Linked DNA regions of Homo sapiens: region 1 is linked to region 2. A link is an interaction called in ENCODE POLR2A ChIA-PET data of the cell type or tissue named here. Cell type or tissue: endothelial cell of umbilical vein. All regions are shown on one strand. Links, peaks and the distances in the headings refer to the core of each region. The heading gives the core; the rest is flanking DNA.

The links. Peaks named below come from ENCODE experiments on the same cell type or tissue, not always from the same donor. Only the 100,000 strongest peaks of a DNase experiment are listed, where the experiment ranks them.
Region 1: POLR2A ChIA-PET joins it to region 2 with 7 read pairs; 2 of 35 experiments call an interaction of 5 or more read pairs at or near these places.

The regions. Positions count from the first base shown.
Region 1 is chr14:26,851,683-26,867,570 of GRCh38, reverse strand. The region is part of intron 1 of LOC124903296 (a long non-coding RNA gene); the gene reads left to right. Among named protein-coding and RNA genes, the nearest start is that of MIR4307HG, 14 kb to the left of the region's middle. In endothelial cell of umbilical vein, for the core only: no CTCF peak of the experiment used is centred there; no DNase peak of the experiment used is centred there.
Region 2 is chr14:26,800,304-26,816,191 of GRCh38, reverse strand. It overlaps NOVA1-DT (NOVA1 divergent transcript), which reads right to left. Exons shown (of 7, transcript NR_147061.1): 7 at 9,725-9,956. It overlaps LINC02294 (long intergenic non-protein coding RNA 2294), which reads left to right. Exons shown (of 4, transcript NR_110033.1): 3 at 7,382-7,470. LINC02293 (long intergenic non-protein coding RNA 2293) reads right to left here and starts at 6,844. Exons shown (of 5, transcript NR_110557.1): 1 at 6,752-6,844; 2 at 3,796-3,959; 3 at 350-456. In endothelial cell of umbilical vein, for the core only: no CTCF peak of the experiment used is centred there; a DNase peak (open chromatin) is centred at 7,551; H3K27ac peaks cover 476 bases.

The DNA.
Region 1 (15,888 bases), core at 6,143-11,142, 50 kb before region 2:
AGAGACCTTCTGTATCTGAAGTTTGGTCAGAAAGAGCCAACATCTCTCTTAACCTCCCACGTATTTACCTTAGTAATCAGAAAAAGTCAAAATAAACCAAGTAAAGACGAGTTTTGTTTTAATTCTTCTGTAAGTCAAATACATTAAAGTAAGTAAACACAGAGGAACGAGCTCCCACAGGGATTGAGGAATAATAGCATAGTAAGTGACTTGCAACGGGAACACATTCAACACTTCATGAGCTCACTGGAATTCGTGACACCTGCTCCACCTATTGAGTCAGCCTTGTGGTGGGTGGGTGCTGGAAAGGGAAAAGTGGGTGACAAATGCAATTTCCATGGACCAAAATAGGTTCTGGCACATTTAGCTCCTAAGATTTTTTCTATTTAACTTTCTGAGGAAATTTTGGAAGAAAAAATGTTTACCATACAAAGTTTTCTTTCAATAAGAAATAACTTTTACAAAGATTGAGATATAATCCTAGTTTCTATTGCAACATAACTTGAAAATACAAACGTATTCTGATTTTCAGTTAAGCCAGTACATCAGATTAACTTTTCCCCCAAGATGAGCTTTCTACTTTTTAGTAAAAAATCATCATCCAGGTGACAAATCAGCTTTAAACAGGCCTTAAATCAGCCCAGAATTTGAAATAAGCTCTTTCCTGCCAAAAGTGCAAAGACATCTGTTATCTCTTCTCTAATTCTTCACATTAAAATTGCAACAGCAGAGCAAATTTTTAGCATCATATCTCACTCAATCATTGATCTATGGATGAAAATTATTAAAATTTAAAAAAACCAGATATGCTTATTCCCAAAAGTTTCATTCCTTGAGGTTTTTGTTTAAGATAAAGTTGAACACATGCATTTCTATCATGGCACTTATTTTAAGGCTCACCTTGGCTATTATTTCTCTCACTTGCCAGGTTAACCACTCTCAATTTCCACTTTTTTGTTAATTTAAATGTATAATAAATATACAACTAAATCTCCCCTTAATAAATGCCACTTTTATTATACATATATATAAAATAATTGACTTAAGTCATTCAAATATAATCAGGTTTAATTTATCTCTTCAAGTTTGTCACTGAAAATACTCTATTAGCTAAAAATCTCTAGATAATGTCATTGTATGTATATGAAAATATTTTAAATTTTATGTTAATACAAAATCATTATTTTATTATTTGTTATGTAGTTGATAGTCATTGTTGAAAACATGTAAAATAAAAACACATGAGGGAATTTAATAATCTTTCATTCAACATCTAAATATCTCTTTCACTGGAATATATTGAAAATATATACAATATAATTTATATTTATATTTGCATAAAATGTTTCTGTAAAATTGAGGTGACTCCTTATATCATTTTATAACTTTTTCCAATTGTGTTTTCTTTTATTTCCCTAGTAATAATCTGTTAAATCTCCAAGTAGAGCACCTAATATTTAGGATACTCATCCTTATAGACGCCTCTCACTCCCTTTTTTTTAAACGTGAAATATTAGCATCTTATAATTTATTTTATAGAATGATCTGTTTTCAAGTTCAGGGATTTCTTTGAAAATTGCATTAATTCAAAGGCAGTTCTCCATTTAATTGGATTAATGTGCTTCACCTGCACAACTTATTTCTCATCGAGTTGTGATTTTTATACCTTTATTTACAGAAGATGTGAGTAATCACGGAATGTGCTTCTTTGGTCCTCAAACACAGATATAGAGTTCTGAGATCTGAGGAAACTCTTTGGATGTTAATCCAATATCTCTGATATGAGAAATCTGAAATCAGCATGATTATCTTTTACTTTTTATGTTAACCTATTTTTTAATCTGATCTAGACGGTTGAAAAACATTTTAAACCTATTTTTAAATGTAAAATAAAAATCTAGCACAGGTATAAATATGTTTCCTCAGGTAGATTTTCATTTATGTTCAGTAAACTTTCTCAATCTAAAGTTTTAAGTCTTCTGAAGTTTAGCATTGATCACTACTCCATCAGTTCTGTGTTTTCACTCAAAACTTTTTTAAACATATATTTAAATCATATATGTTGTGTCTGTCCTCCACATCACATATTTTCCCTTTCAGTTAGAAGAAAGTTTCTCCAGTTTTTCATCTTCTTCACGGATTTAATTTTTCAGCATTGTCATGGTTGTTACTCATTGTTCCATTTTTTATTTTTATTTTATTTTACTTTTTTGTGAGGCGGAGTCTCGCTCTGTCGCCCAGGCTGGAGTGCAGTGGTGCAATCTCAGCTCACTGCAAGCTCTGCCTCCCGGGTTCACGCCATTCTCCTGCCTCAGCTTCCTGAGTAGCTGGGACTACAGGCGCCCACCACTACGCCCAGCTAATTTTTTGTATTTTTTTTTTTTAATTTTAGTAGAGACAGGGTTTCACCGTGTTAGCCAGGATGGTCTCGATCTCCTGACCTCGTGATCCACCCACCTCGGCCTCCCAAAGTGCTAGGATTACAGGTGTGAGCCACTGTGCCCGGCCTCATTGCTCCATTGTTTTAATGTAATAACTTTGATTCCGTTTTATGCATTGTGCACTCTTATCTCATGTTGTTTCCTTCTTTTTTAACTCCTTACAAAATTTTTTTAAAAAAATTGTAAATGTTTATTCTGTTTCTTGAGTAAGTTTATTTTGTAGAAAAAAAAATTGCCATGATTTTTTATTTGTTGGTTTGTTTGTTTGGAAAGGAGTCCCTTTGCCGCCCAGGCTGGATGGAGTTCAGTGGCCCAATCCCCGCACACTGCAGCCTCTGCCTTCCAGGCTCAAGCAATTCTCCCACCTCAGATTCTGGAGTAGCTGGGACTACAGGAGTGCGCCACCACGCCTGGTTAATTTTTGTATTTTTAGTAGAGACAGGGTTTCGCCATGGTGCCCAGGCTGGTCTCGAACTCCTGACCTTAAGTGACTCACCTCGGCCCGCCAAACTGCTGGGATTACAGGCATGAGCCACTGCTCCGGGTGATTGCCATGATTTTTAAGAGTTGTTCCCAGAGTATGCACACGTATGTTTATTGTGGCACTACTCACAATAGCAAAGACTTGGAACCAACCCAAATGTCAAACAATGATAGACTGGATTAAGAAAATGTGGCACATATACACCATGGAATACTATGCAGCCATAAAAAAGGATGAGTTCATGTCCTTTGTAGGGACATGGATGAAGCTGGAAACCATCATTCTCAGCAAACTATCGTCAGCAAGCTATCGCAAGGGCAAAAAACCAAACACCGCATGTTCTCACTCATAGGTGGGAATGGAACAATGAGAACACCTGGACAGAGGAAGGGGAACATCACACACCGGCGCCTGTCGTGGGGTGGGGAGAGGGGGGAGGGAAAGCATTAGGAGATATACCTAATGTAAATGACGAGTTAATGGGTGCAGCACACCAACATGGCACATGTATACATATGTAACAAACCTGCACGTTGTGCACATGTACCCTAGAACTTAAAGTATAATAATAAATAAATAAAATAAAATAAAGAGTTGTTCCCATTATAGTGATAAACTGAGAAAGCAGAAAGTAAAAATGCGTGTTCACGTGCCCACAGACCTCAAAGGCCCCAAAGAGGAAAGTGAATCATTAAGACTGACCACAGTATCAACCACTGTGCTATTACTCATCTCTTCCTGGGATGATTTTTTTCTATCACTTATCTACCTAATTTGTGATTATATAAACTCTGGTTTCACATACATAGATATAGCCGTGAAGATAGATTGACAGCTTGTTACATTAGAAGCACTTAATAAATATGAATGATTATGATGATGACGTGCTGCAGAAATCATGATTTCAGAACACTATTGTACAACTCTCAACCTCACATAGAAGCTTAAGAATACTAAATGATACTTAGCTTGCTTACTTTACTTGAAGGGAAAACCAACAATTTTCTTTTCAAATATCCAGTAAAAGAAAACAATTGAGTTCACCTGATAGCTGCTATCAAACACAAAATAATGAAAACTTACAATCTAGAATAGTAAATCTGAGCTTTCAGGAGATAAGAATCATTTGACCTATTTACAAATTAGAACATGCAGTCAGTATGTATTTATAAAATTAATTTATATAAGTGATTTCAAAACATGTGATCTTAGATCATAAGCCCTCTTTATTTAGCTGAAATAATCATAATAAAAAGTTGTTGGCAGCAAAACTTGTAATAAATATTTCTGAATGGAGATTTAATTAATTATAACAGCAATGCTTGAACAATCATTGCCAAAATAAATAAATGCCACCAAGAACACAGGCCTTCCATGCAATTTGCATTGCATTAACAGATCTCATTTTTATCATCAGCAACTTTTTACTAAGAAACCATTGTGAACAAAATATTGGCAGTGCTCTCCTTGATACAGATATGATCAACTGTATTTTCTCAGGTGAGTGGGAACAAGGAGGTGGACCATGGGGAAGAGGAAACAAGATATGAGTCTTTTGGCCTCTCTTTCCGCTTCATTTATAACAATTGCAAATATTAGGATTCCAACAACAATTTTATTTGTTCGAGCTTACTGATTTGCCCATCCTTCAAACTTAGAAAAAAAAAACCACATTTTTTCCCAGTATTATGAGAATCTTAGAGAGTTCTACTATAGAAACATACATGTCCCTGTCAAGATACAGCTACTCAGCCTCTTGTATTATTGACTAACTAAATTATTGCCTAATAAAATAATATAAAGCCAGATATCCTGACTCTAGTTATATATTCATTTAACTCATGTGTTATATTTTAAGTTTATCATCTTAATGGTTTTTCTCTTGTGCTTTACAAGAGCCTGGTATCACTTCATCTGTGACACTCCACACTGAGTACAGAAATCTTACAAGATACAAACACATGCTTCCCTACTGAGACTACCAACAAATTCCAGTCTGTTTCTGCTATACTCTTTTTGATATGTCTCATTATCATGCTTCATTTAGTAACTCCAGTTGTTATATTATACAATTCATATTAATACTCCTTAATATACTTTTGGCATCAAATGGCACATAGGTAAGTCATTAGTAAATATTTATAATTAAGCTTAAATAAAATAGTTCTGTAATAAAAGCCAAATAAGACACCACTGGGCTGTAAAAAGAGCATTTTTAACCCTAGCCCTTATTGTTTAAATGATAGCTTAAACTAGAAGGCAAGGAATCATGGATATACAATATAATGTATATCTGAATAAATGAGAACCTTTAGAGCTATACAACAACTAGAGGCTATTTTCTGCCATGAAAATTCAGGTAGAGACACTAAAGAAAGGTCCGTTGTGTCTGCAAAACTCATCTGGGAAGCTTCTTAGGAAACACGAGGGGGATTTCATGTGAACGAGAAATAAACTTCCACTGTGTTTTTTAAAAAAAAATCAGGAAAGTCTCTTAAAACTCCTACTTCAGACTACAACCACAAGCACTGAATATTTTTAGAAGAATGTTTTACAGTAAGCATTAGCCTATTTTCTGGTAAGGAGAGACAGTCCTCCATACTTCCAGCATTTCTTGCACTGTATGAATTTATGAAATAGCAAACGGCATTGGTAAACATTAAACTATATTAATAGAATTTATGAAACCTCTGTTGATAAGTAAATGCCTATACAGATGACACTTAAAGGTGTTAGGCTCTCTCTGATAGATAATTTGGCATCATATTGAGGAGTGACAAAAACAAGCTTAAAATAGTATGGGATGCTAAGAGACAATTTTTATCAGAGGCTAACCAAATATGGAACCAGGTTCCCATATACTAATGTCTCAGCTACACTTGGACAGGGACTTCAGCAATATTCTTGTAATGAAAGCCTAGTAATCAACATTAGCATCAACATGTAGACTATTTCATATAATGTGCTCAGCTATATCCACCCAATTTTTTGTTTTATTTATAAATATCATGTTTAATAGAACTTTTTCAAGTATTTATGGTTTAAATTTGATTCTGCTTCCTAACTACTGAGACTGAGTTCTTTGGAGGAATTCCTATTCTAAGCGAAATTAGTAATGGCTAGAGGTTCTGCCTCACCAACCCAACATACATTTTTGTCATATACCTTTGTGACTATGTCCTCGGCCTTAGCTGCACAAAGGCTATTCTTGCTGAATGATGTAGAGTTTACAAAAGTATGTAGAATGCCCACTGGGAATTAGTCCAAGACCTAGATCTAGAATACTAGATACTAAAATAAAATGAGTATTATTAGATTACAAAATGACCTAATTTTTTTTTCTATCTTCGTTTCTCAGTGGGATTTAATGGAATCATTGTAAGCCACCATAACAAAGCAGAAGAGCCCAGGGAACCACACATATCTGTTCATTTCTCTCTGAAATTCCCATTTCTTTTGAGTCCCATTGCTTTACTTAATTAATGTTCTATGATTCATCATTCTCAAATATCTGTCCATAGCAAATACAAAATTTGTTCTCATTTGCATCCATCCTATAACTCTGTCAGTAAAATAGCCTCCTTGTTATCTCTTCTCCCACAACAAAACCATTCCACAAATCATTTTGACTTTTTTTCTTTCTGATCATATTGACCTTCATATTCCCATTCCTGAGATTACCATTGTTACACACCAAAAGCTACAGAGACACTGAAGTTATAGGAATGCAATTTTACCAAAATCATTTATAACGGTCAATTATTTTTATTTTGTTCAACAGACAATAACTATAAATAATCTGAAAAGAATGAAGTAGAATAAATTAATGTTTTCCTATGAAGAATATGTGTGTATATTCTAGTACCTGACCCTCACAAATCCACGAAGCAACATTTAACTAACATGCAAATCTCCATATATATTTAATGCACTAGTAACAAAACGAGATCAACAATAGTACCAAGAGTTTCTATAAAACAACAACTAATGAAAATGTCTACAGAGGAATATTTTCACTTTTTAAACATAAAATGATCAATCTAAAGAATATATTTTGGCAAATTAGGTAAGAGCACAATTGGTTCCATTATCTTTTGGTTAGAATACACTTCTCTAAATGTAGAAAGGATTTTGATTGAAAATATATCCTTGATTTTATGTAAAAAATTATTTCTATGTCATATATTGTAGTTAATTGTGTTAGTAAAATAATTGCACAAAAGTGGATGTTCTCGAGTCATTTATGTAAAATGTAAGAGACACAGTATTATATTCAATAGCAATAATCGAAGGTATATTATAGAATCTTTTAAAAATGAGCCATCAGCAAATTAGCAGGTATATTCTGGCAATAATACTCACATAGTGACAAAATTGCTGTATTTTCTACGGGAAGAACTGGGTAGTAAATTTCATATTATACCAAAGTTCATTTAACAAGGGGACTTTTCACAAGAATCTACCATTGTGAGAAAAATAAAAATAAAAGCAAATACAAGTAAAATACCTGAAACTACACAGAAGCCCTCCACTATGTTACCATGACACTAGTTACAGAAATCCAAGAGTGTTTAAATCCTGCCTCTGGCAATGTTATATATAACATGTGTAAATTGTATTCTCAAGCCTTAAATTGAAAAATTTGCTTCTCTTCAGCTCTTCTTGTGGGCTGAGAAAATAAAAGTCTGCAGGAAAAAAAAGTATGACATGAACAATAAACATAATAGATTTTTGGACTTTCCATCCCTACATTTTATACTCTGAGCTTCCTTTGTGTTGCCAAAGAGAATAGAATTTTCCCAAAGCAATACTGGTAGTTGAGGCAATATTCCACAAATAAAGTTCATTAGAATTAGGAAGGAGCTATTTCCAGTTGACAGTTCACTCAGCTCTATAGCTGTGTTTGCACCCAGTTTAGCCATCATCCGTCACATTTCTGTTCCCTAGAGGTACAACACAGGGAGTTCTTTGTTTCTTAGCAGAGACTTTCCAGATAGCCAACAGAGGAGGTCTCTCAGGGCTTTTCCAAAAGAGACTGGGTAAGGAAGCACAGGCAATTGCAGACCAGAAAAAGGAACAGCAAAAGAGAAAAAGCGCTCTTAGCATAGCACTGGGCTCTTAACAGATATTCAAAAAATATTTAATTAATTTTTAAAAATTCCATATCTCATACATTCTATAATCAGAATCACTGAATTAGGAGTTTTTCATCTCCCTTTGTCCTTAACAATCTGCAAGAAGACATTCAAATTTAGAAACTAGACATACCCACACCCATCTACATGCAAATCAGCATTTGTGTGCAACCCCGGGCATTTGGAAAATGTTAATATTTACAACTACCTGTTTCAATTTAATAGTATAAAGTATTATATTGCAAAGTGTTTTAAAATAAGGGAGCGTGCATATTCATAAATACTCTTTCTTGAATTTTGGACCTGATTTTTGAAAGTAGTATCAGGAGTCCCCTTTCCTTCACACTCCCACAATCTACTTCAAATTTTTCAGGGAAGTCCCTAGAAAACAACAAGGGCATAAAATATAACCATCTTAGAACACAATCCCCCCACTAGGGCAATGAACTTTTTCATCAAAAGAGTGCAGAATCCCAGCACTTTGGGAGGCCGAGGCAGGCGATTCATGAGATCAGGAGATCGAGACCATCCTGGCCAGCATGGTAAAACCCCGTCTCTACTAAAAATACAAACATTAGCCGGGCGTGGTTGCACGTGCTTGTAATCCCAGCTACTTGGGAGGCTGAGGCAGGAGAATTGCTTGAACCCGGAAAGTGGAGGTTGCAGTGAGCTGAGATCACACCACAGCACTCTAGCCTGGTGAAAGTGTGAGACTCCGTCTCAAAAAAACAAACAAACAAACAAACAAAAAAAAAGTGCAGAAGATAAGATTTCCTGTAATGTCCCCACTAGTAACAGAAAAGAAGACAAACTCTGGAATTACATAGCCTTCCCCTTGAGATTTGTCTTGAGGCTAAAGAACCTAGGGGAATGAAAAGGAGATGACATTTACTGAGTGTACATTACAAACAAAACACACTTCATGGCTTATATATTATATATTTAATCTTTGCACTAGTCCTGTGAGGTAGGTGGTAGTTATCCCATCTTACCAATGATGAAACTGACACTCAGAAAGGTTAGGCAACATTTCAAGATTACACCGTTAGTAAAAAGAGGGCTCTGTGTGACTCAGTGGCAGCCTTCGCTGAACTGTGTACTGAAGTAGACTGGCTCTTGAGCAAGAGCCATCTGCTTGGGCTTATTCTGGTTTCTGGGACTTACAAAAAGAGAAACCGAGGTTCTTCTTCAGAACTCTGTCTTGAAAAATCATTTTTTAAATCCATTTCAAAACTATCAATTAAAAAGACAGAACAGAAGGAGGACTTTGAAAGAGAGAAGCCAGAGAAAGGGAAGGGAAAGGAGTCTTTAATTCTCAGGATGCCCGCCCTGGTAAATATAAAGAAAGAAAGAAAAAAAGAAAAAAGAAAAAGGAGCATGAAAACCCCCTTTCTCTCTGAAGGACTCCAGCAGTCAAAACAAAAATGTGGCCTAAAGCTCTAGGACTTCAACAAGGGAAAATTCAAGATGAGCCAGTTTTCTCACTATATTTCTCACTCATATTCACCAGCTGATTGATAATTTAGTGATTATGATATCTAGATTGCTAGAATAAAATAGGACTTAAATGGCTTTAGAAATCAAAGCTATTAGGTTGAGCCATGTGAAAATGTCATCTTTGTCTATCAAAACCGGTTGAATAATGACAATTTAGTGTGGTTCAACCTAACATATTAGGTTGTTAACATCAATCCAAACATAGGAGGAGACCAAAATAATGAGAATTCAAACATAGCAACAACTCTGGATCATGTAAAATACAAGTTTTGACCCACACAATTTCTCTGACCAAAGTTGATAAGCCAGTTTGCAGGTAGAACATTCCCAAAAGACAGTAGTCCAGAGCTCTGAAATATTACTCAGGAAACAGTCTTTTGCCGTTAACAGCAGTTTCACATATGGCAAAGCAAAACACATGTGAACAAAAGTTCTACTTCTCCCATGCCAGGGGCAGTTTTTCAGACTAAAATAGCTGGTCTGTGCTTAACTATTCTCACAGCTATGGCGAAGCTTTAGTTAGGACCTCAGTGTAAATTATATTCAGCCAATAATTGTGTGGAAGTACCAATTTAATTTTCAAAGAACAAGCCTTGAGGTTTAGCATAACTAAGCTTGAATTAACATGTTTGCTACAAGGGCTAGGCAAGCTGCTGGGTACGCTGGCCAATTCCAGTGTACAACCAACCCCCTTAGGTTTTCTACCACATGTTTGAAAGGCCTGTTCTCTATGGCAAAGGCAGAATATATCCTGTAGGCTCCCTATGCAGCAAGAGGCTAAAATAGCATTTAAATTTGATCCTTGGAACCAAGGGGGAAATACAAAGCTGTCCAATTTCAGAAGAGCTGGAATGAAATTCAGCTGATATCACTGTCATGCTTAGGAGAAGGAAAAGGCAGACAAGCCCAAGAGGAGATAGTCACAACAAACAAGAACTCTGGATCTCTGAAATGAGAATCGACTGCCAAGTCCTCTCAGCTAGCAGTGCACAGTGTTGTGAACTCCTGGGGAAACTCAGACTCTCCACAGATGGGCACTTGTGGCATATGTTTTCCCTTCACAGTACACTGTAAACGGATACTTTCCTTTCTGCTTTGCTTCTTTGTCTAAAATTTAAAGAGCACATTTAATTGTGCTAGGCACTTTCCTAGACATTAGGTCTAGATTCCAGATATTGGTGGACTAAGAGGAGAAGACCCCTAAGAAATTGTTTTAGGAAGAACCCATCACTTTGGAAATGGTGAGTGAACAAGAAGTCCAATAGGGAACAATTCTAACAAGGGTAACACACCTCAAGTATACAGAAGTTAGGCAATTAAAGCACCGTTTAGTGAACTAACACGGGTTTAATTTATAAGCATGTAAGTGAATTTAGATGAATATACATTTGTAAGAATGTAAGATTTTTGCTTTCTCGTTAAAGAGGTATACTCTTTAGTGCTAGTCTTCACATTTCTGACTTGTTCATCCCTCCCCACCTAAACTCTTAGATTATTTCCCTTCGCCTTACTTAATTGAAATACTTCCCTTAAGGGAAAAGTATCTACGTATTATCTTAAATGTAACCTGCCATTTTTCACAAGCAGTTTCTTTAGAATGGCCCCATGATTTTTCTGTATGTTATTATGAATTAGAAAACTAAAGCAGAATGGAGAATTGGTTGATAAAGTTAGTGAGTGAAGAAACTTCAAGATTGTATATCAGAGATTCCTAAAATAAATAACATCCCTTTTCCCCATTATGACTGAAATCATACACATTGTAATCTGATTTTTTCAGTATAAATGTTTTCAAAATAAAGGAAGTCACGTGGATAAAACAAAGGCGAAAGTATTCTGATGCCTTCTAGGTTCAGCTCTATCTGTGCCAAGTTGTTCTTTGATAATTCTATTACCAGATTCTCCTACTCAAAGAGGCTTAACTGGAACCTGTATGTGTTATACAATTAAATTATGTGTGACTAAAAAGAAATAAAATGTTTTCCTTTTCTAAAATATAGTTAATAAAAATTGATTTTCCCAATTTTGTCCATACTCACTTTGTAACCAAATGTACTTATTAAGACATGTCTTAGACACTGCAGTGTACATATGAGGTTTTTTATTTTCCAGTAATATACCTTTTTGTCCATCTTTTGTTAAAGCACACAGGTTTCCCTTCAGGAAACTGGACTACATTATGTTTTTACTCCCAATCTTCCCCCTCTCTACATTTAAATCTTTTGCAGTTCTTTCAACAGTAGCAGATTATACTTCCCTACCTCGTTGATTGGCTGTGTTATTTGCTTTGATCAATGAGAGTGTGAGCAGACATGACACGGAAGCTTCACATGTACTTGAACCCGTGCTTCCAGGGTTCTTTAGCCATTGCTATGAACAGAAGATACCCCTGGTGGCACACAGGCCCTAGAATAATGAGAGACATGTGGAGATGAGCTAAAACAACACCTCGCCTGTAGCCAAGCCAGAGTGAGTTCAGCTAAGATCAGCCAAACCCCAGCAAACCCACGGAAATATGAGCAAGCAATAATTGCTTATGGTTCTATGAGGATAATAGTTTGTAGTTCTAGTATTCAATATCATTGGCAGCATATCTGAGTGATAACAGACACAAATTCGTACCCTTATGAATTCTAGTGAGACTTTCAGTAAAGTTTATCTTCTTCCACTAAAAAGAGATGGGCATATGACCAAAGTTAGGTCAGTCTGACTCTCTCTCCTAAGAATTTCAATCAACCTGAGTAACAAAGACAGAAAACAGTTGAAGCTGTTTCATCCCGGAAATTCTGCAGAGATTATGCAATACTTCTTAAAATCCAAATTCCTAAAACAGCCAAGGATCTTGAATTTTCCAAGACTTCAGATTTTTCTTTATTCTATTGAGCTAACACACATTAGTTAAATTCATTCATTTGTTCTTAAGTTAGTGACTAATTTTCTGTTGCTGGTAACTCAAAAACCTTAATGATATAAGGACTTCATTTTTCAATCTCTAAATAAATTCATTGAATAGCAAAATATCTTATCATTATTTGTTTTTTTTTGTTGTTGTTGTTTTTGAGACGGAGTCTCGCTCTGTCGCCCAGGCTGGAGTGCAGTGGCACAATCTCGGCTCACTGCAAGCTCCGCCTCCCAGGTTCACGCCATTCTCCTGCCTCAGCCTCCCGAGTAGCTGGGACCACAGGCGCCCGACACCACGCCCGGCTAATTTTTTGTATTTTTAATAGAGACGGGGTTTCACCGTGTTAGCCAGGATGGTCTCGATCTCCTGACCTCGTGATCAGCCCGCCTCTGCCTCCCAAAGTGCCGGGATTACAGGCGTGAGCCACCGCGCCCGGCCGACATCATTTGTATTTTTCAGGACTGACCAAAATTCACAACGAGAAGGGGGTTGCCTACTACAATGGGAATTTCTCCAGACAAGTTAAAAAAACAAAGGCTTCAACATCAGGTAACTTACATGTATATTTAATTTGACATAAGAAAACGAATAGGGCCTGATGATGACTCTTTTTGTTTTAGAACATTAATAAAAATATTTCCACCAACAAACATTTCATAGGTGTTATTTTATTACAGAAGCTATACATTATAAAATCAAAGAACCCTCTTGAAATGGCATGTAACATGCCAAATATAAATTGAGTCAGAATTATTATAAATGTACTTTAAATAACTCATGAAAATGCAAATATTTATTTTAAATGATGATATAATTCCAGCAATATGATGATCAAAATAATCTGAAAACTCAGCTGCTACCAAACAGCTACAAATGTGGAATAAAATTTTATTGCATATTTTAACTGCATAGCCAATATTTAAATTACACTTGTGAGATATCCTCAGAAACCAAAATTGGAAAAGGAACGAAAAGCAGGGGAGAACTACATGAGCTGATAATTTTGCTGGGGTGGAGTGGGCTACGGTTAATTCCTCTCCTTAACAACTGATCTTGGATTTTAATGCCCAGATGTAGCTAATACTCTGTGTCTGAGAAAGGAACGGATTATTAGTGATAGTCTCCCACAAAGCTGAGACACTCGCCCTCAGTAAAAGGGTAGACACGTGTAGGTAAAGAGGGACTATAAGTAAGCTTATGCTTTTCCCTGAAATTTAGGTGAATAAAGAACTGATCTGAGAATCCAAAATAGTGGTGAACCTAACATGGATTTGAAATTCAAATCAAAATATCAAACTCTATGGTGCTTAAAGTACAAAATTAATATTAAAACAGCACCAGTTTGATTACAATACCTTTAGCACATGGCATTAGCCAATGCAGACACCTAAAATGAACAATACTAACAATAAATAGCAACAGTGATACAATTATAGCAGAGATTTAAAATGCTAAGAAAAAACTAATAACAAAGTTAGCCAATGAATATAAACTTTTAATTAAAAGACTTACTAGAAGAGGACAACTTGCAAATATATTTCATAAAAGACCTATAACCATTAGAGAAATTGAATTGGTCTACACCAGTATTTCTCAACTTTGTTACCATTGATGATTTGGACTAATAATTGTTTGTTTTCAGAAGCTGCCCTATACATTGTGGGATATTGAGCAGTGTATCTGGTCCCTATTCACTAGATGCCTGTAGCAGCCTCACAGTTGTGATAATTTTGTCTCCAATTCTCACGGATGACTGAGGGGTTCAAGACTTCAGTGGAGGAAGTAACAGCAGATGTGGTGGAGATAGCAAGAGAACTGAATTACAAGTGGAGCCTGAAGATGGGACTGAATTGCTGCAATCTAATGGTCAAACATGAATGGATGAAGAGTTGCTTCTTTTGGATGAGCAGTGAAAGTTGCTCCTTGAGAAGGAATCTACTCTTGGTGAAGATGCTGTGAACATTGTTGAAATGACAAGAAAGGATTTAGAGTATTCCATAAACTTAGTTGGTAAATCACCAGCAGGGTTTGAGAGGATTGACTCCAGTTTTGAAAAAAGTTCTACTGTGAGTAAAATGCTTTCAAACAGCATCACATGCTACAGAGAAATCTTTTGTAAAAGGTAGAGTCCATTTACGTGGCAAAATTCATTGTTGTGTTATTTTAAGAAATGACCACAGCCACTCCATCCTTCAGCAATCACTACCCTGATTTGTCAGCAACCATTAACACTGACGTAGGATCCTCCACCAGCAAAAAGATTACAACTTGCCTAAGGCTCAGATGATTATTAGCAATTTTTCGTATGTGCATTGTTTTTTCAGATATGTTATTTCACACTTAGACTATAGTATAGTGTAATCATAACTTTTATATGCACTGGGAATCCAAAAAACTCTTGTAACTCACTTTACTGTGATATTTGGTCTACTGTGGTGGTCTGACCAAACTTGCAGTATCTCTGAGGTGTGCCTGTACAGGTTCTCCAAAACCACAAATTAACAAATAATCTCCTCCTTTAAAAATTTGTCCCTGAGACTCAAGAGAGAATTTATTTTATGCGATGGGCCTTACATTAATGTGAAAATTACATAAGGGCAGAATGAGAAGTAGGTGTGATTTCTTAAAATGGAAGAAAAATTCTTAATATTAGAAAACTGATTCTTTAAACACTTATACACTGCTAGTGGGAATGTAAATTAGTTCAGGCACTACAGAAAGTAGTACGGAGATTTCTCAAAGAACTTAGAACAAAGGTACCATTCAACCAGCAATCCCATTACTGGGTATATACCAAAAGAATATAAGTCGTTCTACCATAAAGACACATGCGCACATATGTTCACTGCAGCACATTCACAATAGCAGAGATATAGACTCAACCAAGATGCCCATCAATGGTGGACTGCATAAAGAAAATATCGTACATATTCACTATGCCATACTATGTACTCTTTTGTAACGTACTCTTTTGTACACTGAAAGAATTAGGTATTTTTTCAAATGTTATTTTAGTTTTGGGGTTACAGGTTGTCAATTGCATGTCATGTAGATGCTATACTATGCAGCCACACAAAAAATGAAATCGTGTCATTTGCAGCAACATAGATGCAGCTGGTGACATCATCCTAAGCAAATTAACGTGAGAACAGAAACCAGATCCCTCAAGTTCTCACTTATAAGTGGTAGCTAAACATTCAGTACATGTGAGACAAAGAAGGGAAAAATAAACAATGGGGGCTACTTGAGGATGGAGGATGGGAGGAAGGCGAGGGTCAAAAAACTACCTATCGGGTACTATGCTCACTACCTGAGTGATGAAATCACCAGACCCCAGTGACATGTTATTTACACTAATGACATGCAATTTGACAACCTGTACCCCCAAAACTAAAATAACATTTGAAAAAATACCTGATTCTTTCAGTG
Region 2 (15,888 bases), core at 5,259-10,258:
TTCTAGGCTTGTGCTTAGATGTATGCCTTAGCTTTCAGCTTTCATTAGCCATAGGTTACATTTAACTTTAAGGATTATAGTATTACCTTAAGAAGAGTATTAGAATAAAATTCAGTAAATGAGGATTCTAGAGATTCAAGAGATCATGGGCAAATCTTAATCTCTTTGTGTTGGTTTCCTCCAACTAACAAATGTGGATAAGCTTTTTCAAATACATATAGAGGAGTATTTGTGAATTTCTATCCGATTCAATTCCTAATATACCAGCTACTGTGACAAGCATGGGGGTTCATCAAGGAAGACAAACACTAAATAATTCATTATACATGTTAGAAAAGTGGAGACCTACCCATTTTTTGGAGAAGATAAGCCACAATAAAATTTGAGCTTATGCTCAAAGGGTGAGCAAACATTAGTGTGTATACTAAGTAGCATATTTGAATTCTTTGAGGTTCCCTGGAAGAAAGACAATCAGTATTTGTCTAACAGTAGTGAAAGTCACATTATTATAATTTCATATCAGAAGATATAGAATAATCCCCAAATCTCAAATAAATATTATATATGAAAAGAAATGAAGTCTTGGTGGTTAATAGGCTCCTCACTAAATTTCTGAATAAAATGTGGCCCAACCGATTAAAACTTTAGGGCATGGCTAAATCTTACAGGTATTTTCAGAATGAGTTATTAACCTTCTCCCTGTTTCCTCCTTAGTTTCTCATTTTTTACGTTCTTCAGTCTCTCTTTTCATTTCATTACAAACAATCACACTAGTTACTAAACAGCATAGTCAAGATAAAGTGGCCCCTGAAATTATTCATCTTGCACTGAAGTCATTGAGAAGCCAGTGAATAAGCTGTAAGCAGTTTTCCCTCCAGAAGCCATCTGGTTATAAGGGAAAAGGTGAAACATTAATTTCTCTATGAACTTTGTTTTTAAAAACAAATCTTCATAAATTGTATAAGGTTGATCACTACAGTAAAAATGCCCTTTAATTTGACTTAAATATCAAGTTTTGGTGATGAATCCTTATACACATATTATAGTGATAGAACAAAGAAATAAGATTTCCAGAGCTCACAATAGCTACATCAATTTTCCATTAAAAGCTTCAGAATTTAGCTGATCTCATTTAGTAATAACCTAATTAGTGAAGGTAAGGAAATAATAACATGCATCAATCTATTATCTTTTTTATATAAATTATATAATGAAATTAATTTACAGCCATAAGAATGCAGGTTATAAATGACTCTGATAATGTATTAACACACTAGAAACCCAATTGAACCTGTAAGTACATATTTCTTCACTGAAATTGCTCAAAATCCATTCATCAAATTGTTTCATCTAAATTCGTTTCCCACTGGTAAGGAGAAAAGGGGGCAGAAGAAGAAAGACGAGAGAGAGGTGGGAATGAAGGGATTCCTGATGTTACAGTCCTGTGCCAAATTTTAAGCTTTTCAAATACCTAACAGAAAAAAAAAAACCTTCTAGTATGTTGTCATACTAAACACAACGAATGATGGCTCTTGTCCCCAGTTTCAGTTAAGTGCTAAGAAATACAATTCATGACCTTATTTTTGTGTATTTGTTTTTCTACAAGAGCTCCAAAGAGCCAAAGCTTGGCGTTGTTCCTCTTATCAACCTTATTTGCATTTATGTTTTGGAATAAGAATTTTATGATACAAAATTCTCAATATGCACCTGATGGCCTTTTGAATTCTCCCAACTAAAAACTGACGTATCTCCGAAAAAAAAAAAAAAAATCCAGTTCATCAGACCATATGCCGCAATTATTTTATCTTCTCAAAACTAATCTTTTTTTTTGTCATAAAGTCACTGGACAGTTTCTATATATTCTGAAATAACATCTACTGCATGCCTCCTTAAATATTTCACTTTCTGTAGAAGTAGAGAGCAGAAGAGAAGGAATATTAGAAGCACTGTGAAACTCTAAGTCAAAGACGGGTGTTTTGTTGTTGTTGTTTTGGTTGGTATGACATTTAACAAGTCCAGAAAAACGAAAGATCTCTCCTTCAAGAGAACATCCTACATAAGTAGCCACAGTGAACCTCTCCCTGATGACCCCTCAAGAAAGAACAATTGCCAAGTGTCTGTATGTAGGCCAAAAGGTCTATCTCAACATTCAAATTATTTGAAATATGCATTATTTTAATATTCATGTGAAATTTTCATTTTACTTCCTTAAATAAATATCAACTTATTTTCATTTATTAAAAATTCCTGGCCAGGCACTGTGGCTCATGTCTGTAATCCCAGCACTTTGGAAGGCCGAGGCAGGTGGATCACCTAAGGTCAGGAGTTTGAGACCAGCCTGGCTAACATGGTGAAACCCCATCTCTACTAAAAATACAAAAATTAGCCAGGCATGGTGGTGGATAACTGTAATCCCAGGTACTTGGGAGGCTGAGGCAGGAGAATCACTTGAACCCAGGAGGTGGAGGTTGCAGCGAGCCAAGATCACGCCATTGCACCCCAGCCTGGGCGACAAGAGCAAAACTCCTTCTCAAAAAAAAAAAAAAAAAAAAAAAAAAAACATCCCAGGTAATATTTCAGCCCCACACCACCACATGCTCCCAGGGGGATCTATAACCAAGTATGAGATGCATAAATAAAGCTGACCTTCTGGATGAGGTATACTAGCTTATAGAAAACTATTAAATGCATGCTCTAATTGACCTTAAGAGGTTATATAGTCAAACCACTGTTTCTAGGTAAGATTATATTTCGTCTAAACGCAACGATCTACTTTCTATTTGAAAATCTCCAGAAGGGGAGGTAACATATCTTAGTATGTTTTAAATTATAGTACTCAAAAACTATTCAAATCTAAAAATTCCCTTTCTCAGTGATAAGTCATCTATTCATTTCCACCCTAGGTTGCAATGAAGGACAGCTATTAACTATTACTACCTCATCATTATTATCTTTTAATATTAGAAGCTCAAGAAAGTTACATTTTGTTAAGAAAAAGCTGATTTTTACTCAGAACTGTGCAAGACCTATGAAATGATAATAGCAGTAAAAATAGCAATAGATTTGAAACTCCATCTACAATACCTCTGCAAGCTCAGGGGGACAGAGAAACTAAGGCATTGTCCCATCCAAGGTCATGCAGAATTAAAAAAAAAAAAAAAGAGTCAATGGGAAGCCAATCCAGGACTTTCAGTCTCCTGTTCTTACTGCTTCAATAGCCTCACCATCATTAAGTTCTTTTTCATTCAGGTTAGACAGAGTCCTATGGGATTCATTCCCCCTTGTGTGTGTTGCTTGGCTGAGCCATACATTTCTATTGGCCCTATTGATTAGGCATCTGCTTCCTCTGTGAGGATAGTTTGCTCTTGTGGAACTGTGTTTAGCAGCTGTTACAGTTCAGATGAGTGTTGACAGGATGAAAATTAAATTAACACCCAATAACATTTTAACACCTGGTCCAACAACTGCAATATCATTGAATTTCACCTTTTCAAAATTGCTTCGGGAGTTAATTCATCCTTACTTTGACTTTGACCTGAGGAGACATTCCTGTAATTTTGCCACAAAAGACTCTCTCCTGACTGTTCATTTATAATTTCCATGAACCTCTCTCTGATCCATGTTTAGTGACTGCATGGCCAGTTTTTGGAAAATACACAGGATAAATATCCTATTGGAAGATGTGCCACCCTCTTGATTACAGCTAAAGAATGAGCACAGACAAAAACGTTAACCATAAAGAAGTTGTGTTTCACTGTAGCATAAGCCAGATTGGTGGGCAAGTAACCATCTTACCAGGGAAAATGAAGTCAGAAAGAATACAGGTTTCACACACTTGTGACTCTCTCAGTCTTGATCGGCTTGTGAATAATGTTGGAAGGAGGATGTAAAGCACTGTTTTGAAGCCAGTGGACTCTGAAGTTGGTCGGCCTGGTTGAAAACTTCACCTTGGCTGCTCCCTAAACACATGACATTGTGTAAAATACTTCAATGGTTAAGCCTCACTTTCTTCATAAAATGCAACTAACAATGGTGTCTATTATGCAGGATTATTTTGATGATTATACAATCCACGTAAAACTCTTAAAGTGCTAGTGCCCGAGAAGGTCCTAAGTAAGCCTATTTACCATATTATTTCACAGTCCCTGAACTGAAAGGGAGCTTTGAGATCATTTAATCTTGCCCTCTCATTTTACATTAAGCAAGAACAAGGAGGTTCAGCAATTTCTCAAGGATGTTTATTTTTGTAGTTAGAGCTGAGAAACAACCCAGGTTTCCTCATCAGAACTTTTATTTTCTTTTTATAAGACTGCCAACTTCTATTTTAATAGGTTATTTATTTAGAAAAGATTCTGTGTCCATGCTATGTGATTTATCCACTTAAGCTCCTTTTGTGTTTATCTTTCTCCTCTGGGAGGTGGAAATGGTGTTACTTGCTATTGGCCAGAGTTTTAAGAGGCATAGATAATAAAAATATCATACTACCATTTGCTGTTTAGAATTTCTATCAGATGCTAGGTGCCCTGTCAAAGATAAATATAGCACAGTACCTAACTTACAAGAAAGCAAGAAAAAAATGTTATCACACCACCACATAAAAAACACAGTGTATTAACAATTGTTAGAAAATGATAATCCATTTTGTAGATTTTCCAGGATCATTATGTCTTTTCTTATTTTTGTTGCCTTCAATTTTATTGCTAATTATATTGGTACAGAAGGAGGACTAGCAGAAGGGAGAATTGCATTTTTTAATTTGGGTAGTGTTGCACATATTAACAATTATTTTGGCAAATGTTTTGTATTTCTAGAGATTGATATTTTAAGCTGTAATGAGATTTTAGGATTAACTCTAACTTGTATTTATCTATTTTTCCCACCTGCCTTTTCCCCAATGAAAAGTAACACTGACTCAAGAGTTTTTCTTTTTGTATTATGATAGATTATCCACCCCCAACTTTTTTTCTTTTCGTCCTAAATGTATAGTAGTGATAAAATAGGCACAATTTGCAAAATACAATTTGGGGGTGATAATTACTTTCACACGTGATACTTTTAAAAAATAATCTTAATTATTTTAAATAAAACATTCCAATCCTTAATTATTAAACTTGCAAAATTCAATGTAAGCATTAGTTTCTCAGAAAAATGCATTTTGTAAAATGAGGTATAATTTCATGACCAAAAAAAATGACAGATGGGAGGGGAGGGTGTGAGGATTTTTACTATTCTAACCAGCTAGTATGAGAAAAGCAGTTCTCCAGAAGTACAAATCAAATGGTGGGAAGTATTGAATGTTTTCAAAATGTTATATAATTGCTTAATTGCCTCACTCTCCTAAATGGTTCCCTGTGTCCCCTCAGGCAAATAAAGCCTTCATTACCCTAACTGTAGAAGGGATCTAATCACTCTGGAGAGAATATGCATATAATTTGAAATATATAAGCATTAATGATATAATAATGTGCTCAGCAACAGGTATATCACTGATTCCATCTATATTTCCCAGATAAAGGAATATGTATCTGGAGAAAGGTGTATTTTTCACTAAAAATAATGAGACTGATAACAGTTTAAAATTATTTTTAGTTATCTAAGCATGCATTTAAAACAGGAAGACAAGTTATGATTCTCGAATTCTCATAGATATGATAGTGTCTTTTATCAATCTTTTGCAGAACTAATTACTAAGCATCTAAAAGTACTCATACTAATACTAATATAGTCACACTATGGTCAGGATTAATATTTTAGTGTTGTATGAAGAATGAGAAAAGATAATCTTTACAGACCTAAAATATGTTTGAGCATTTTTAAGAGCCTTGGCAGCCAGTGACGCTTTGCTTTTGAATATTTTAATTATTCTTTACTACAGTAAGATATGGTAATCTGGGGAAAAAAATATTGTTTTCCTAGGAGAAAGAGAAGCAAAAAAAAAAAAGAAGTGGAATAGAAATCAGGAAAACTTCTCATCTATGTCATTGCCAATATATAGAGTTATCAAGTAATAATTCATAAAATCATAGAACTGGAAGAAATCTTAGTGTTCCATTCAGTCCACACTCATGCCTCCTGGAAGTTAAGTAGAAAATAAGAAAAAAAGGAAAAACAACTATAGACTCTTGAATAAAAATCAGCAGCTCGGCCAGGCACAGTGTCTCATGTCTGTAATCCTAGCACTTTGGGAGGCCAAGGTGGGCAGATCACCTGAGGTAGGGAGTTTGAGAGCAGCCTGGCCAACACAGTAAAATCTCGTCTCTACTAAAAATACAAAAATTAGCCCAGCGTGGTGGTGGGTGCCTGTAATCCCAGCTACTCGGGAGGCTGAGGCAGGAGAATCACTGGAACCCAGGAGGTGGAGGTTGCAGTGAGCCGAGATCATGCCACTGCACTCCAGCCTGGGTGACAGAGTGAGACTCTGTCTCATACAAAACAAAACAAAACAAAAAACAAAACAAAAAAACCCAGCCGCTCATCAACCTCTGATACTATTTAAAAATATTCATGATAGTTTTGGCAACCAAAGCAGGTAGAGCTCCTTTTTTGCCACTTCATCAGACATAAAATTAACAGTAATAATAATAATAATAAATTAATTAAAATACCAGAGAAACACAACTCAGCATACTGGGGATCATCTGACGGGAACACTTTATTTTACAGATAAGATGACCATCCCCTGTAAATTGTGGCACGTGTTCTCCATGGCTACATAGATAGAAAAAACAAGATGCAAATGGAGGGACATTACCTGGCAGGCCAACATCCGTTTTAGGACACCAAGGTAGTAATCAAGCTTGCTCTATTATTAGCTATTAACACTTAAGTGGTAGCAGAAACTAACAGGAGTCTGAAAATTCTAGAACTTTTAGTTTATTTGACAAAGGGAATCATGATCTCGGCCTCTAGGGCATCTCAGATGTGGCACGGAAGTCATTTATTTTGATGTCTACCAGCCTCTCTTCCAGCACTCTGACCTGCTACAGATGACTGCTAATAACTATACCCAAATAAAAAAACGTTTGGAAGGGAAAGTTCAAATGTACAGATTTGGTACAAATATATATTAGCAGGAAAATTACATATGTATATATCTGGTGGAAAATTAATCAAAATATTATTTATTACAGATATATATATATATATATATATAGCTAATGTACTATTTGACATAACCTATGGTCATTATTGAAATTCTTTAGATCTGTTCTTTGGGTATTCTATAAGAAGGTTAAGATTCGTAATGTTCGCCACCATCTCAATAGATTTTTTAGATATTTTTCTGATTTTACTTTTAATACAAACCACTATTAAGACAAGAAACAAGCCAACAAACAAATACATTTCCCATGGTAACTGGAACTCATTCTCTATACCACAGATCACCAAGAAAGCAAAGTGTATTCCATCTGCATGACAGTTTAGGCTGTGAATACCAAGAATATAATGTTATGACCTAAGAAATCTGAGGTGAGAATGTTCTTTAAAACAGTCTTGACAGATACACATAATCAAGATGTCATATTGCTGTGGCATACCATACCCACATCCATGTGAAACACAACCTGTAGAAGAAAACAACAGGAAAAGACAGAGTCATTCCTTGGCCGATACCTTATACATTGCATCACCACCAAATGTTAAGTAAACAAGAAAGCAGATTTTAACCAGGGGGGTAAAAGTCCTTTATCTAGAGATCTTTATTTAAAGTTTTATTACAAACTGGGAAAAACAAATGTAATTATATTTGCTCTCAGAGAGGGATCAGGCTTAATACATTTATATAAATGTAGCCTTCCTAAGAAAATAGATATTTAAGCTTTGGTTCCTGGGAGTTCCTAAAACTGAGGATGAAGGGAAATTGCCTTTGGAATCAGTTACACACCCAGAATGAGCTTCAAGATGAACTAAGGGAATAGGAAGAAAAAACAAATATAACCTATCACTGAAACTATATTAAGTTTATATAACATTGTCATCTAATGAAAAATGTTATGAATTGAAATTTATTTGATTTATTGACTATACTTAAAACATACAATTATTCAAAATATTTCCCATCTGAGCTATTAGTATTTTGTAGAAAGAATGTTTCCAAATATTTAAAAAACAATCACATTCTTAATAAGCTCACAAATTATACTACAATTATTGCAAAAAGTTAATAGATAAATGTGGGCTGGTAACTTACTTTTACAGAAATAACAAAAGTAAGCTCAGATAGTCTCCATATTACAGTAAAGACTCTTCCATAATTGAAACGCAAATGCTTTTACTTACAAACACATGCAGTGAATGTTGATTAGGGACTTTGGGTGTATTTAACCTGTAATGAGGGCTGATGCAGTTAAGACTTGCCCTAGACAGGACACAAAAAGTTCAACAGCGCAATTCCATGACTGAAACAAAGATGGAGTTTCATCATTCAAGGAGAATGCTCATAGATTTAGCCATTATTGATATGTACCTAGATGTTAACTCTTTCTTAAAGCTAAGTAGTCCATTTCTAACTTGTCTTCTAATATGATCTCATCTCAGAATCTACATGACTTTAAATTTAAAAATTCTTATTGAAATAACTTCACTTCTCTATATTTATTCAATTTCTCTCACTCCTATTCTCAGGTGAGGTGATAATCCCATATTCACCATCTTCAAAACAATTTATTTTTTTTTTTTTTTGAGACAAAGTCTCACTCTATTGCCTAGGCTGGAGTGAAGTGGCGTGATCTCGGCTCACTGCAACCTCCACCTCCCAGGTTCAAGCGATTCTCCTGCCTCGGCCTCCCTAGTAGCTGGGGTTACAGGCACCCACCACCACGTCCAGCTAATTTTTGTATTTTTAGTAGAGACGGGGTTTCACCAATTATATTTTTTAAAGTATTTATTTAGGTCATCTGAAAAGCAGACAGCAAGATGGGAGTAGACTTACTTTTTTTTTTTTTTTTTTTTTTTTGATGGAGTCTCGCTCTGTCACCCAGGCTGGAGTGCAGTGGCGTGATCTCGGCTCACTGCAAGCTCGGCCTCCCGGGTTCACGCCATTCTCCTGCCTCAGCCTCCCAGGTAGCTGGGACTACAGGTGCCCGCCACCACGCCCGGCTAATTTTTTTTTTTTTTGTATTTTTTTTTTTAGTAGAGACGGGGATTCACTGTGTTAGCCAGGATCGTCTCTATCTCCTGACCTCGTGATCTGCCCGCCTCGGCCTCCCATAGTGCGAGGATTACAGGCATGAGCCACCACGCCCGGCCAGATGGGAGTAGACTTTCAAGAGATTCTGCAGTTAGAAACAACTGCAAAGAATAAAGAGGAGAAAGCAGGATCAGGCAGAGAAATCCTTCAGACTGCAATGCAGAACTGATGTTGTTGACAAGAAAGGGAAAGAAAGAGAGTGGGGCAGGTAGAGTCTCAGACTGCAGTGCAGCTCTAAGAAAATCTGAGCCAGAAAGACAGGAGTCCCCAAACCAAACTTTCCTACTAGGGAAGTCCAATGTCTCATCAGAATGGGCCACCATCAGATGCTTTCAACAGCAGAGCTCAATGGTGCATTTCTGTCTGCCTTGGTAGTTTTGGACTCTTCCTGCATCTCTATGAGGATTGTAACCTGGAATATGAAGACACTTTTACTTTGTAAATGCCCAAAAGTGAGGCAAGGTCAACTTACCTTCCAATTGGAGATAGGAATTCTATCAGTGTCACAGCGACTAAGGACTCAAACCAACACAATTGCCTTATGACAAACACTATATTTAGAATAACACAGCTCTTCATTCACATGGGGAATTAGAAAAAAACCCTGAGGACTTTATTCTCCATTCATAAGGATGTCTCTTTATTTTTCTCATGATTGATTAAACATATCTTGGAATAAGTTTTTCAGTAAGGGTAACATCCTTCTTCAGAATATGCATATGTAAGAACTCCTTTCCATCGCCTTTGCAGATACACACCAACTTGACTGAGAGGAAATAAAAGAAATAAATAGTCAACGATACTGTTCCATAGGCGAGGCACATTTCCCCCCAATTCCCCCACCACCACCCGCATAATTCTTAACAGACCAAGGTAGAACTGCAGCTATTGCCAAGTGTGAAGGGATGTGGGGTTTGAGGATGAGACACTCCAAAGTCACTGAGGAACAACCAGAGAAATGAACTCAACTACATATAAACTGGTAGTTACTTGAACTTGTTTTATCATACATCATTTTACTCTCTTATTTGGAGAGGTTAGGAGGATAAAAATCATACAACATAGACTCCTTTGGAAACCGGGTTTCTAGATGTGAATTAGCTGCATTCACATGGCATTTAGGGGCAGTGGTGGCTGGCAAGCAAGTTTTGACAGGAAGGTTTTTGCTTCAGACAGGCTGAACGTTCTGCTCCCTTGTCATCAACCATCAGCATATATGATGGCAGTGGAAGTAGCCCTGGGAATAGCAGGGATTTGCGATCTTATAGCAAAAAGTCTAATGATAATCTGCTTGCAATGCTTTTCTAAAAAAGTAATTCCCTGTAGAAAGCCTCTTTCTGCATGGTTTTGTTTTTTCTGAACAGAAACCTTAACTAACACAATGATCATGCTATAGAACTGTGTGTGTGATAGGGAGGTAAATGGATGGAGATCATAAGGTGGAAAGCTATGGAATAACTGCACTTGCATCAGGATGGAAGAGCATCATGGAAAAGTCATGATGCTGCTTATTGAAGACTAAGAATCTTCCAAAGAAAGGAAACCTAGTTAGTAAATTCTGGGGTAAGAACATCCTGGAATGAAATACAGAGATGATGGGCATGTAAAATGGTGAATTTTCTATGAAGTCAGGTAGTTCCTGAATGGATTAAACAGAATTCAGATATTATCTAGAAATTTCACTCCTAGGGTATATCCAATAGAAATGAAAACATATGTTCATACACAAACTTGTACACAAATGTTTATAGCAGTTATTTATAATAGCCAAAAGATAGAAACAACCCAAATGTTCATCAATGTACAAATAGATAAATAAATGTGGTATATCTATACAATGGCATATTACTTGGCCATAAAAAATGAAGTGTTGATACATGCTACAAGATTGATATGACTGAAAACATTATGCTAAGTGAAATAAGCCAGTTTTAAAAGTCCATATATGATATGAATCTATTCATAGGAAGTCCACAATAGAAAGATCTATGGAGACAGTGGTTGTTTTCAGCCAAGGAAGGAAAAAGGGGTAAGGGTTTGATAGTTAAAGGTTTATGGGATTTCTTTTTGAGGTGGTGGAATAGTGGAAAAGTCTTTCCAGACACAAGAAACAGAGTAAGTCCACAAAAAGGAGTTGGTAATTTTATTTGTTCTTGCCTTGCTTTATTGCTGCTACTTTTTATAGGGTGTTGTTTTTAAAACATAGTGTATGTAAAACAATGCTACCCCTTCACAAACTGACATTTTTGCTTTCTTGTACCAGTAAGGCATAACCAAACTTGAAAACAACATGAAATCCTCTCTTACATCTTTCTTTTCATGTTGAAATTGCACTTACTCTTTTATTGTTGGCGTATTTTGATTTAGAGTTGTGTTCTGGTGTATTAATTCTCTATTACTGTGTACCAAATTACCACAAATTTATTAGTTGAAGGTGACATCTCTTTATTATCCCACAGTTCATTAGTTCAAAAGTCTGGGCGCAAATGCCTGGATTCTCTGCTCAGGGCCTCACAAATCCAAAATCAAAGTATCAGCCAATCTGTAGGCTGTAGGGAAGAATCTACTGTTAAACTCACTCAGGTTGTTGGTAGAATTCAGTTCCTTGCTGGCTATTGGATGGCAGTTACCCTAGGCTCCTAAAGGCAATTGTTTGGTCCTTGCATGTGGCCCCTTCCATTTTTAAAGCCATGAACACAACAGCATGCAACATCTTTCTTACACTTTGAATCTCTCTGATTTTCTTTCTGCTGCCAACTAGAGAAAACTAACTCTGCTATCAAAAGGCTCATGTGATCAGGTTAGGCCCACCAGAATAGTCTCCCTTTTGATTAGCTGAAAGTCAACTGTTCAGTGACTTTAGTTACATCCGAAAAATCACTTTTTCAATGTAAGGTAACACAACCAGGGCATACTCTTTTGTTACATTCACAAATCAAAAGGTTAAGGCAGGAAATCTTGTGGGGAGTCCATCTTAGAATTTGATCTGCTAAACCTGGTTTAGATGAAAAGATTTCTATGAACAAGTAAACTTTAGAAGTGCTGTCTAAGAAATGATAAGTAGGGTTTTCTTTTCTCTGCAGGACATCTCCACATTTTTAAATGGTTTCTGTACATTATGATTTTCCAAGAAGATAACAATCTGTGTTAATTTTTTAAAATTGTATATCATGAGTCATTATATCAATGTAGTACATATGACCATCACTGTTCATAGGAAAATTAAACTGAGTAAAAAAATATTAGAATCAACCACAATAGGTTAAAGGTATTTTTGTGAATGATTTTATACTCATCATCCATATATGTATGGTTTATAATGTATCAGGTAATGTCCTAAGAATTTTACCAAAAGCAACATATTTTAATTTAGTAATAATCTTTAGTGATAAAGAAACAGAGGCAGAGAACTTTGCCAAATGTGACACAGGTAGCAAATGTTAGAGCTAAGATATGAAATAAGGTTCCACCTGGGTTTGCAGAATCTAACTACTATAGGGCAATGTTCTTAAGCATCACTCTAGTGCTAAAAGCTTTGTTCTTTTTTCAGAGCTTTTATGTCTAATATATTTAATAAGTAACCTCCTATGTTTCCTAAACATAGATTACAGTAAAATCCTTTGTTGATTCCATCCTGTAGTTCACTGTGTATCTTGAGAAACATCATTTAGAGATGCTTTTGTTTATATGTATAATATAAAAACAAGGTGAATGGAATACTGCATGGCCATAAAAATTAACAAAATCTTGTCCTTTGCAAAAACATGGATGCAGCTGGAGGCTACTATCCTAAGTGAATTAATGCAGGAACAGAAAACCAAATACCACATGTTCTCACTTAAAAGTGGGCACTAAACATTGAGTACACTTGGACACAAAGAAAGCAGCAAGAGACACACCAGCACCTACTTGAGGGTTGAGAATGGGAGGAGGCTGAGGATCAGAAAACTACCATCATGTACTATGCTCATAACCTGGGTAATGAAATAAACTGTACACCAAACCTCTGGAACACACATTTGTCTATGTAACAAACCTGCACATGTATCCCCTAAATCTGAAATAAAAGTTGGAAAAAAGACCAACAAGATAGATCTTATGCAGATGGTTCTAAATCAATTTCAGTAAATTAAAAACTTGGTTTGTAACTTCAAGGATTGCAAAATATTTTAAAACTCTATCTAAATAGTCCCTATTTTAAAATGCTTCTTGACTTATGATGGGGTTACATCCTGAGAAACCCATCATAAATTGAAAATATCATGAGTAGAAAATGCATTTAATATACCTAACCTACTGAACATCATAGCTTAGCTTAGCCTACATTACTATGCTTAGAACACTACATTAGCCCACAGATGGGCAAAATCATCTGGCAACACAGTACACCATAGGGTACTGGCATTTACCCTCATGATTGCCTGGCTGACTGGGAACTGCGGCTTACTGTCTCTGCCCAACATCAAGAGACAGTATCATACCACATATTCATAGCCCAATAATCAAAATTCAAAATTCAAAGTCCAATTTCTACTGAATATATATAGCTTTCACACCATTGTAAAGTAAAAGAATTGTAAACCGAACCATCATAAGTTAGGGACTGCCTGTATTTCAATATTTTTTAGTAGAATTAAGAGTAATACAATTTTCAATTATTATTTAGGTTTATAAGACAGTCCAGGAATTCACTGAAGTAAAAAAAAAAACAACTCAATTTCCAGAGCTTGATTATACCATGGAGGCAAGAGTAAATGGCATTAAATCAATATCCTAATATATCAAGCAGCTTGTAGAAGCAATGAACTGGATTGCTGAGAGCATTGTGGAAGAATCTTAAAAACATACCGTTGAGTTAAAAAAAAAATGGAAATGGAAAAATACCTAACTAAAGCACAATGTCATTTAGGTAAAGAGAAGGGGATCATCACACATACAGACAAATAAAGATGTCACTGTATTTTTTCGAAAACACATGCGTATCTACCACATAATGGGTACATCTAAGATTTAAAAATATCTACAATATTAAAGGCACCACCAGCAGTGATTTGTGAACGGTCTCATGCCATCTGCCCACAAGCTTCTTCCATGAAGCCTTGCCAAGTCCTGGCTCCATCTTGGAAACTGTCTGGCCTTCACTCCCAGGGGAACTTTGGCTGTTTTCTCTTGTCCCCACCTTCTGTCCTTGACCTGCACATTCACTTCTATTGATCATTTCATTCATTAATTAGAAGTAAGATTAGCTATTGCACCACTCTGTTTAGCTGATGTGTATATCTTTGGAAAGTCTTCCAAGTAAAAGACAGTTCATATTACTTTTAATTTGTTATCTATGATACCAGTAATCATTTCTTCTAGAAGTTAGGCATCATGTCTTTGGTCAGGAAAGTGACTTTCTATGGTAACATGGTTTCTATAGGAACATCCATTTAAACTATACCTTTCAAAGCATCTTTTCCTGAATACAAATTCTCAGAAAAACAATGCATATCCATAGATTTTTGATGGCTAAAAAATAAAGTTTATGTATATGTTATGTAAAGTTTATGTATTTGTTAATCTTTCTCTGCTTATTTTATCAGGATACAGACTGAGGATATTTATGAGGTTTCACATCATATGTCTCTATTTTGCAAAGCATTTTTTATTAATAATGACTTAAGAATTCCCTGAATGTATTTTAGGAGTCAGTTGTATAAACAATTACATGCAAATAGTTTAACTAAAATAACCTAATTATAAAAGAAAATTTTCCTATCTCAAAAGCAAAGAAATAATAGTCATGACAACATATATTATTTCTGTCATTCATTTACTATAATAGTCAAAAAATAACACTTCAAATTCTTGCTATGCCAAGTTTTGATGAGATTACTCTATTTTTCTTGACAGAAGATGTACGAAAAATTCTTATTGAACTTATAGCTAAGTGAAAAATCCAGAAAAAAAGCTGGATATGTCAGCCAATGAGAGTGACATTGCTCATTGTGAATGTTCAAGTTTAGTAATAAATCCTCCCTTCAGCGCACAAAATATTACTTACTGCAATAGGACTCAGTTCCTCAGCTTACAGTTTAGGTCATACATGTGTAAGCTTCTTGCTAATATTTTAATTTAACATTAAGAAATGTCTTCCAGATGTTATTAAGAAAATGTAATGGTACAGAAAAATGAAAGTTTGAACAATAAATATTTGCTTTGATGAACAAATGGAAAACATAAATTTAAGAATACTTAAAATCTACAAAAAGATTGACTTCTCCGTGCAGACAGATGCACAATAGGTTACCTTGCAAAACTGAGTTGCTTACTGGTAGCCCCAGCCTCTATCATGCTACGATAACCCACTGTAAGTCTATATCATTGCCTAGATATCAGTATAGTCTCTCACATAACAAAAAAGTGTGTGGATGATATCATCAAGACAGTTACATTTATCAAGTTCAAGTAAAGTCTTATGAATAATATTTCAAAAATAAATATAATTTGTTTCCCCAGGAAATAGATGTGTCAAGTCTGCTATTGTGCAGGACCTTGGATTAATATCCATTTCAGTTGATAAGCTTCAGAAACAAATTATGCTTTCATCAATACTTTCCTTAATTAACTCTCATACATATTGTCTGTGTATTCAGATGGACTCTGCAGTGCTATCCTGTAAATTGACCAAAGAGGACAATTGATTGAGACTCTCA